Regions from separate parts of the Homo sapiens genome. Here region 2 is linked to region 1. The links are chromatin contacts, found by Hi-C or POLR2A ChIA-PET in ENCODE. All regions are on one chromosome and are shown on one strand. The core of a region is the stretch at or near the end of the contact, and the rest is flanking DNA. Distances in the headings are between cores, read along the strand shown.

Region 1 (5,080 bases), core at 560-3,059:
TTTAGGACCCACAGAAGGGCAAGGCTACTTCTGATTGATGTCACCATGACCCTGGTCTGCAAAGTTGAGGACTAAACTCTGACTGTTTTCTTCTTTTGCCCAAATTACTATCTAAGGGGCCTGGAGAGTCACCCCCTTCAAACCATAAAGCCTCATCAGACAGGTTTTATTTAACTTTATATAACCTGGCTGACTTTTCAACCAGGCTCTGGCATAACATCACATGGCAGATAAAGAAGGAAACGAAAATATTTCCACCCCAAATATGTTTTTTTGCCATATCTTGAAATAACCCTACCAAGCTGTCTTCTCGTGGGGAAAATCTACACTTGGTAGAGAATCCCCTTCCCTTTCCAGGCCTTTTTCCTGATCCAGGAGAGAATCAACTGGGCGTCTGGCACTTTTTAAAGTCTGATAAGAAATATTTGCAGTCTGTTCTTTCTGAAGCCGGCTGCCTGGAGGCTCCATCTGCATAATGGGAACCCTGGTCTCCACAACCCCTTAGTTCAGCGGTCCCCAACCTTTTTTGGCACCAGGAACCAGTTTTGTGGAAGACAGTTTTTTCCATGGATGGCAGGAGGGGGATGGATGGTTTCGTGGTTTCAGGATGATTCAAGCACATTACATTTATTGTGTACTTTATTTCTATTATTATTACATTGTAATATATCATGAAATAATTGTACAACTCATCATAACATAGAATTAGTGGGAGCCCTGAGTTTGTTTTCCTGTAATTAGAGGGTTCCATTGGGGAATTATGGGAGACAGCGACAGATCATCAGGTATTAGATTCTCATAAAGAGTGCACAACCTAGATCCCTCGCATGCACTGTCCACAATAGGGTTTGTGCTCCTGTAAGAATCTAATGCTATGGCTGATCTGACAGGAGGCGGAGCTCAGGCAGTAATTAGAGCAATGGGGAGTGGCTGTAGATACAGGTGAAGCTTTGCTCCTGCAGCTCACCTCCTGCAGTAACGGCCCAGTTCCTAACAGGCCATGGACTGGTATCTGTCTGTGCCCCAAGGGTTGGGGACCCCTGCCTTAGTCATCCCAGACATTCCTTTCTATTGATTATAGGTCTTTAGACAATAACTTTCAGCCAGTTGCCCATTAGAAGATCCTTGAGTTCACCTATGACTTGGAACATCCCCGCTTGGAATTGTCCTGCCTTTCCCACAGAACCAATGTTCATCTTACATGTCTTGATTGGTGTCTTATGTCTCCCTAAATTGTATAAACCCAAGCTGTAGCCCGACCATCATAGGTACATGTTCTTAGGACCTCTTGAGACTGTACCTTGGGCCATTGGTCACTCATATTTGTCTCAAAATAAATGTCTTCAAATATTTTACAGTTTGATTGTTTTCATCAACGAAGTATTAACTCAATCTCTGGCTTCACGGGCCAAGCACAGCGTTCCATGTCCATAAACCTGGACCGAGGAGCTGGGCCCAAGGGTATCCAGTGACCTCGATCCAGGTTTATGGACAAGGAACCCTGTGCTTATCCCAAGGGTACTCAGGGACCTTGGGCTCTGAAGTCCACGAGGGTGACCGAGGTGGCTGCCTCAGCCCATGCCCTCCCTGCCCCAGGGCGTCGGGGTTGGGTGAGAGAACCGCCGCAGCCTTCATCTGGTCTGACCGTCTTCGGTAAAAACAGAAAGAGTCCCTGGCTTTTCATTTTCGGGGTGGACTCAACTCCTCCCTGATGTCCCAAGGGCCAGAGACACAGAGAGGACCTCCCGAATTTCTAGAGGGGCCGCTACGGCCCCGCACTACTTTTCCGCGGGGGCGGGGCTATGACGCACTTCCGGGTGCGCGGTCCCGAGGTACGCGGTGCGGTCTCCCGGTACCCGGAGCGGCTCTGATTCATGGTGAGCCTGCTGGTCGCGGGTTAGCGAGGCGGACAGGAGAGGGAGCCGTGGCTGAATGGTCTGGGGAGGGAGGAGTGGGTTTAGCAGCTGTGGCTTCCGAGGACCCCACCTAGACCGGTCCTAGCAGGGCTGTGGGGAGGAGCTCCTCGTCCCCGCCCAGGACCAGCTGGTGGGGGCGCTGGCTGCCTGGAAAGCCTTTTCTTCCACTTGGGGCTTTAACAAATGAAAGCTGGAAGAACAGATGTTTTGGAAGTTCTTTCGCGTTCCAGAATAGTTTTTTTTGTGCGTTCCCCAAGCCAAGCCGTCTATCAGTCTGACCGTGGCCGCCTTTTTTCCCTTTCTCTGAACTGGAGGTCCGAACGCAAGGCTCATTGATGGCAATACGCCCAAGGTGTTGGAAACCTGTGGGAAGCCGAACCTCATTAGAAGTGTTGGGTAGAATCAAATCCAAGGGAAGAAATAGTCCCCTCGGGCTTTGTTCGGGCTAGAACACACACACAGAATAGGGATCTGCTCATGGTTTAGAAAAACAGTCTTAAAGAACCATGTATAAATAAAAGAGTGTCAGGACAAAGTTGATTTGGGCCAGGCGCGGTGGCTCACGCCTGTAATCCCAGCAGTTCGGGAGGCCGAGGCCGGCGGATCACTTGAGGTCAGGAGTTCGAGACCAGCCTGGCCAAACCCTGTCCCCACGAAAAATACAAAAATTAGCTGGGTGTGGTGGAGCGCGCCTGTAATCCCAGCTACTCAGGAGGCTGAGGCAGGAGAATCGCTTGAACCCACCAGGTGGAGGTTGCACTGAACCGAGATCACGCCACTGCACTCCAGCCTGGGCGACAGAGCAACACTTGGTCTCACAAAAAAAAAGAACGTTGATTTGATGGGTGAGGTACTTGGAAACCCACGAAATCTAAGGAACAGTTGAGCTGTGGAGAGGAAAAGAATTAAGAGGCAAGATAATTGTTTTCAAGTGTTGGAAGGCTGCTATGGAGAAAGTGAGTATTGGTCTTGGACTAACCTAGGATTTTTGAAATGATGCGGAATTTGATTCAGGTTAAAGAATTTGTGTGGCCGGGCGCGGTGGCTCATGCCTGTAATCCAGCACTTTGGGAGGCCGAGGCGAGTGCATCACCTGAGGTCGGGAGTTCGAGACCAGCCTGACCAACATGGAGAAACCCCGTCTCTACTACAAATACAAAATTAGGCGGGCGTGGTGGCACATGCCTGTAAGGAGGCTGAGGCAGGAGAATCGCTTGAACCTGGGAGGCAGAGGTTGCGGTGAGCCGAGATCGCGCCATTGCACTCCAGCCTGGGAAACAAGAGTGAAACTACGTCTCAAAAAAAAAAAAAAAAAAAAAAAAAGGAAGAACTTGTAACAATTAGTGGAATTCTGTGGCTCAAGAATTATCTAATTTGGCTGCCTAGGGATCTAGGGATTTTCTTTTTTTTTTTTTTTTTTTTTTTTTTTTTGAGATGGAGTCTCGCTCTGTCGCCTAGGTTGGAATGCAGTGGCGCGATCTCGGCTCACTGCAAGCTCCGCCTCCCGGGTTCTAGCCATTCTCCTGCCTCAGCCTCCCAAGTAGCTGGGACTACAGGCGCCCGCCACAACGCCTGGCTAATTTTTTGTATTTTTTAGTAGAGACGGGGTTTCACCGTGTTAGCCAGAATGGTCTCGATCTCCTGACCTCGTGATCTGCCCGCCTCGGGCCTCCCAAAGTGCTGGAATTACAGGTGTGAGCCACGGCGCCGGGCCCCCTAGGGATTTTCAGGTACGGACTGAGTGTGAAGCATTTTAGCACAAGTGGGTAAGTGCTGTTCTACTTTTAGAATCTATGGTAATTTGATTTTTTTATGCCTCATCTTGTTACAGAATGGACTTGGGGCGCTTTCATAAGGGCATATAAGCTGTGGGAGATTGGCATAAAGGAGGAGGGAAAATGGACACAGAACAAGGGCCTTCTGTTTATGATAGACCATGAACTTTTGCTTGATGGACTTCTTGAGATAAACAGTCTAGATAGCTTTTAAAAAGTCACTGTGATTGTAGACAATGTGAGTTAGTAATGAAGCATTTGATTTCTAGCCGCATGCTTCTTTATTTTTTTAAGAGACAGGGTTTTCCTTTGTCACCCAGGCTGGAGCACAGTGGTACAGCCACAACTCTGCAGCCCGGAACTCCTGAGCTCAAGTTATGCCTCAGCCTGGGCAACAAAGCAAGACTTCGTTTCTACAAAAATAAGTAAATCAATAAATAAATTTTTTTTAATTAGCTAGATGTGGTGATGCACACCTGTAGTCCTGGCTACTTTGGAGGCTGAGGTGAGAGGATCGCTTGAGGCCAGGAGTTCAACGCTGCAGTGAGCTGTCATGGCACCACTACACGCCAGCCTGGGCAACAAAGCGAGACCCTGCCTCTGTAATTGAAAAACAATAAAATAAAGACCCAGTGAAGTGGTTCACGCCTGTAACCCCAGAACTTTGAGAGACCAAGGCAAGAAGATGGCTTGAGACTAGGAGTTCAAGACTTCCGTGAGCTGTGATTGTGCCACTGCACTCCAGTCTAGGCAACAGGCTAAGACACTGTCTCTAAAAAATAAAAAAATTAAATTAAAAAAAAAAAGTGAAAGAGGATTCGGGATGACCCCAGGTTTTTCGGTCCAAGTAAAAAGAACAATGAGAGTTGCCATTAGCTGAGATGAGCAGCTTTTGAGGGAGAGATGGGAATTCCATTTTGGACATGTTAAGGTTGAGATGTCTTACTGGACATCCAGGTGGTAATGGCAAGTGGGTAGTTGGTCGTATGAGTCTGGAGGTCAGCAGGGAGGTCTAAGTTGGAGATACAGTTTGGGCAGTTGTGAGTATATAGATGGTAATTAAAACCATGCAACTTGTGAAATCACCAAGGAGAGTGAGTGCAGGAAGGAGGAAGGGCACCCGGCCCTCTACTCGTTTGTAGTCTTTATGCATTGTACATTTGAGTTGTGTGCACCGCAAAACTGATGTACCACCGGGCGTGGTGGCTCACGCCTGTAATCCCAGCACTCTGCGAGGCCGAGGTGGGCAGATCACTTGAGGTCAGGAGTTCAAGACCAGCCTGGCCAACATGGTGAAACCCCATCTCTACTAAAAATATAAAAATTAGCCGGGCATGGCACGCACCTGTAATCCCACCTACTCAGGAGGCTGAGGCATGAGAATAACTT
Region 2 (4,723 bases), core at 651-3,150, 130 kb after region 1:
ACTGGAGCACGCCAGTTTGGAGGTGAGTGGTGCACAGTTCAGGGGTCACTAGGTCAGAAGTGGTTGAAGCTCAGGCCTCAGGATCCCTCACCTGCAGGCGGAGGCGGCGGGGTGAGTCCCCAAAGGGCTGCAGAGAGCCATCGGTAGATGAGGCCAAGCGTGAGAGGCAGAGCAGGTAGTCAGGGGGGAAGCTGTACTGTGGGTGCAGCAGCGGGAACACTCTCTCCAGGAGCTGTGCCCAGAAATCCGCCAGGGTGTCATCCAACCCCTCACCAGATTCCCCATAGAAGTCTCGCAGCCGAGAGAACAGGCCATTGAATATGAGGGCGTGCTGGGCATACAGGCGGCCGTAGGAGTGGGAGAAGAGCTGGGTCAGAGAGTGCTGGGCTACTGAGAGCATCTCCAGAAAAAACTCTGCAGCAAATGCAGGGAACAGGTGGAAGGCAGGTCAGGCCAAAGAATGGGGAGAAAAGTGAACAGGCAGAGGCAGGAGGAGATGGGAGAGAAGAGAAAAGACAAGTGAATCAGAAACTGAGTAACTCTCAGAGATGGGGCAGACAGGGAATGGGGGAGGGCAGGGCCCTGGAGACAGAGTCTGGGGGGTGGGCGGGCTGGGAGGGGATGGAGTCTTCACAGATGGAGTAAGGAGTGGGGACAGGAGCCTTGCTGGGGTCCTAAGCACCGAGAGGAGCTGTGAAGCTGAGTTTGGGGACCCCAGGTCCTCACCATCAAATTTTCTGTGCCTGGCAGCCAGTGTGTGAACCAGAAAGGAGCCGCTGTCCTCCACCAGGCCTCGGAAGGTGGCCTCAGTCTCCCTGATCAGCCTCTGCTCTGTCTCACTGGAACAGCAGGTGTACTCCTGGGGACAGACCCGGAGGTGCTCACCTGGACAGAGGAGACGTGAAGGAATGGTGGGAAGTGATATCCTAAAATCCCTTCCATTTCCCGCCTATCTCTGGGGACTATGCCTTCTCTTCTACCTGCCTGGTCTCTTTTCTATTGTCTGCACCCTCTTCCCTACCTGAACCTATCCCCTACCTTATTGTCTCCTGACCCATCCCAAGTTCACTCCCATTAGCCACGGGATCATCTATTTAACAGCTGCCCTGAGGGCCAAGTCAGTGGTCAGAGTGTCCTCAGGTGACCCTCCCCAATGTCCACACCCCAGACCTCGAGGGACTTGGAGAACAGCTTCTAGGGGATGAAGAATGGGGCTTGGAAGGGTGGGGTTACTTGGTGAGCAATAAAGTATTCTCATAGAAGGGGCTAATAGAAACAGCGAGGAGAACATGGCTGTGAAGAAAGAAACACATAGGGGGTGTTAATTAGGAGGAGGGGATTCCTGGGGTGGGGATGGAGTAAGAGCGCTATTCTTTGCATAGGAGGGTTATTGTGATCCCGGTAAGGAAGTTACAGGAGGAGAACAGACATTACTGTGGGATGAAAAGATTAGTATAACGGTCACTCTGAAAAGGAAGAGAGTTATTGTGAGATGAGGAGGCCCCGCCCCCGCCCCCCACCCCCAATTCTCTAGTCTTCCTCTTTCTCCTCACCTGAGATCAGGGCGGGAGGGATTAGGTTTAAGCTATATCCCCGGGCCCCCAGCACCTGCCGGGTCTCTGCACAACTCCGGGTGACCTTTGCCTCGCTCCCGGGTCCGGGACCAGGACCGGGACACAGAGGCAGCAGCAGAAGCAGGAGAGGTCGCAGCGCGGACATAACTGCAGCCACCCCAGGACGGCAAAGTGGGTCCTAAGGAGGAAAGCAGAGCCTCCCAAACTCGGGAATCCGGTACTCGGCCGCGGGACCGCTCCGCGGGCCAGAGAAAGAGCGCTGCTCCGGAAAACTGAATACCGAGCACGATAGCTGGACCAGGCGGCATCTGCCGAGACAATGGGAGCGGGGAGCCGGACAGGGGGCGGGGCCCGAGGCGGGGCCCCGCCAATAATGGCTCGGAGCCGGCTTCAGGGGCGGGGGCAAGGAAGAAATTAAGCCAATGTAGCGCGGAAGCTCGGCAGGGGGGCGGGACCCGGCTGGCACTCAGGAGGTTGGTGAAATAGGGGCGTGGTCTCCCTCGGGGGCGTGGCGATCCGGCTCAAAAGGCGGGGCCTGGGTGGAACCTAGCCTATGGCAATTGAGAAGCCAGATTAAAGGGGTTACTAGCAGTCTGGTCCAAAACCCGCCCAATGGAGTAGGAGATTGAGGGTAGCGGGGGTGGGACCTGGGTGGGGGCGGGGCTAAAGCGGGCCGCCCGCGTGCCCAAGCCCACGTGAGAGGGCAGGACGCCTGAGAGCTTGAGGCCACACGAGGCTGTGGAGCGGCGTGACTCAAACGTGGCGCGCATCAGCTCGCACACTTCCAAACCTCGCGATAGCTACTGGCCCTGGGCGAGCCGTTGGGATTGCGCTTGCGCACAGCGTGTCTTGTACGTTCCCGCGCTTTTCTGGAATCTTTCGCCCCCGGAAGGGCAGCGGCGGGCGCCTGTGTGGAAGGTGGGGTGGCCAGAGACACCCGAGGGACCTGAGGTGGGGACCTTCCCTGAACCCTGCTCGGCCAGAAGTCACTCTTCCAGGCTCTGACAGGTTTCTCCTTGACCCAAGAATAGGCCCTCTCGCGACCCTCCCGGCCCTGACACTAGGAGCCTTCCCGGGCCGTGCCCCAATGGCCTCCGCCACAGAGCTGGAGAATCCTCTCCCCAGGCCTCCATAGACTGAGAGTCCATTCTCTTAAGCGCTTGGAAGGCTCTTTATCCTGGAGCCGCTTACCCCAGGGGCAGTCGTAGATATTTTTACCTTCTGGAAAAATAGGAAACGCGCACCTGCCTTTCCTCCTTTTGCGTTTCCAGCCCTATTCTCATGGCGCCTCCACCCCCAAATCCTTAAGAGCCTCCTGTTCCATTCCAGGTGGAATCAGGTGCTAGTCCTCTGGAAACGAAAGCCTGGGGTCTTCTTGTATTTTTTTTCTTATTTCTTTCTTTATTTTTTTTATTTCATTTTAAAAAACCTGTAAGTTCCCTTGCAGAGGGCGGTTTATACTTCCGAAGCCTCCAGAGAGGGGTGCGTCTGAAGCTGCCCTGCTGTCTGCCTTGCTTGGCTTTTTTTTTTTTTTCCATTTAATTTTTTTTTTTTAGAGACAGGGCGTTGCTATGTGGCCCAGGCTGATCTTGAATTCCTGGACCCAAGCGATGCTCCCGCTTCGCCCTCCCAAAGTACTGGGATTATAGGCGGGAGCACTGTGCACCACGCCTCGGCTTTTGGAGAGCAATTCCAAACCCACTGCCCAGTTTCTGGTGTCTGTAATCCCTTGGTGCTTTAGGTCCACTCTTTGCCTTATTTTATTTATTTGTCATTACTTTTTTTTTTTTTTGAGACAGAGTCTCGCTCTGTTTCCCAGGCTGGAGTGCAGTGGTGCAGTCATAGCTCGCTGCAGCCTCGACCTCCTGGGCTCAGGCGATCGTCCCGCTTCATTCTGCCGAGTAGCTGGGACTACAGGTGCACCACCACACCTGGCTAGTTTTTTTGGTTTTGGTTTGGTTTTTTCGTAGAGACAGGATCTTGCTATATTGCCCAGACTGATTTTGAACTCGTAGGGTTAGGCAGTCCTCCTGCTTCAGCTGCTCAAAGTGCTGGGATTCCAGGTTTGAGCCACCCTGGGCACCTTGCCTTTTTTTTTTTTTTTTTAATTATGAGTTAAATTCCCTTGCAGCAGGCAGTTTACACTTCTGAAGCCTCTAGAGAGGGCTGTGTCTGAAGCTGCCCTGGTGTGTACCTTGCTTGGGTTTTGTTTTTTTTTTTTTGGGTGTGTCTCATGTTGCCAAGGCTGGTCTCAAACTGCTGGGCTCAAGCAGTCCTCCTGTCTCAGCCTCCTGAGTAGCTGGGACCACAGGTGTGCGCAACAACACCTAGCTAGTTTTTGCTTATTTTTTGTAGAGATGGGGTCTTGCTATGTTGCCCAGATTGGTCTTGAACTACTGGGCTCAAGCAGTCCTCCCGCCTCAGCCGCCTAAAGTTCTGGGATTACAAGTATGATCTACCACACCCAGTGTGCAATTTTTTTTTTTAAAGAAAATACCTATGAGTTAAATTTCCTTGCAGTAGGCAGTTTGCACTTCCACAGCCTCTAGAGAGAGATGTGTCTGAAGCTACCCTGGTGTGTGACTTCCTCAGCTTTTGGAGAGCAACTCCAAACCTGCTGGCCAGTTTCTGGGGTGTTGTTGTGCTTAATCCCTTGATGCCTTAGGTCAGCTCTTTGTCTTATTTATTTATTTATTTTGAGATGGAGTTTCACTCTTGTTGCCCAGGCTGGAGTGCAGTGGCACGATCTCAGCTCACCACAACCTCCGCCTTCTAGGTTCAAGCGATTCTCCTGCCTCAGCCTCCCAAGTAGCTGGAATTACAGGCATATGCCACCACACCCGGATAATTTTGTATTTTTAGTAGAAATGGGGTTTCTCCATGTTGGTCAGGCTGGTCTCGAACCCCTGACCTCAGGTGATCTGCCTGCCTCGACCTCCCAAAGTGCTGGGATTACAGGCATGAGTCACTGTGCCCAGCCATTTGTCTTATTTATCATTACTATTTTTTTGAGGGGGGACAGGGTCTTCTTCTGTCACCCAAGCTGGATGGAGTACAGTGGTGCGATCGTAGCTCACTGCAGCCTTGAACTCCTGGACTCAAGCAATCCTCCCACCTCAGCCTCCTGAATAGCTGAATACAGGCATGCT

What was found. Hi-C counts contacts between places; a loop is a spot of excess contacts on that map. ChIA-PET counts read pairs that join two places held with the same protein, here RNA polymerase II (POLR2A). Pooled maps may share reads with other maps.
Region 2: a pooled map shows a loop between it and region 1 (4-fold over the local background). The contact joins the promoter of GPC2 here to the promoter of ZSCAN21 in region 1. A Hi-C loop is called at or near these places in 6 of 50 pooled maps. POLR2A ChIA-PET finds 5 or more read pairs at or near these places in 2 of 52 experiments (AG04449 and K562).

The regions. Positions count from the first base shown.
Region 1 is chr7:100,047,965-100,053,044 of GRCh38, forward strand. It overlaps ZSCAN21 (zinc finger and SCAN domain containing 21), which reads left to right and starts at 1,810. Exons shown (of 4, transcript NM_145914.3): 1 at 1,810-1,877. RefSeq lists an enhancer at 1,712-2,331.
Region 2 is chr7:100,175,481-100,180,203 of GRCh38, forward strand. GPC2 (glypican 2) reads right to left here and starts at 1,901. Exons shown (of 10, transcript NM_152742.3): 1 at 1,554-1,901; 2 at 727-885; 3 at 92-414. The coding sequence starts at 1,719. It overlaps STAG3 (STAG3 cohesin complex component), which reads left to right and starts at 2,438. Exons shown (of 34, transcript NM_001282717.2): 1 at 2,438-2,525. RefSeq lists silencers at 1,863-1,982, 2,163-2,212.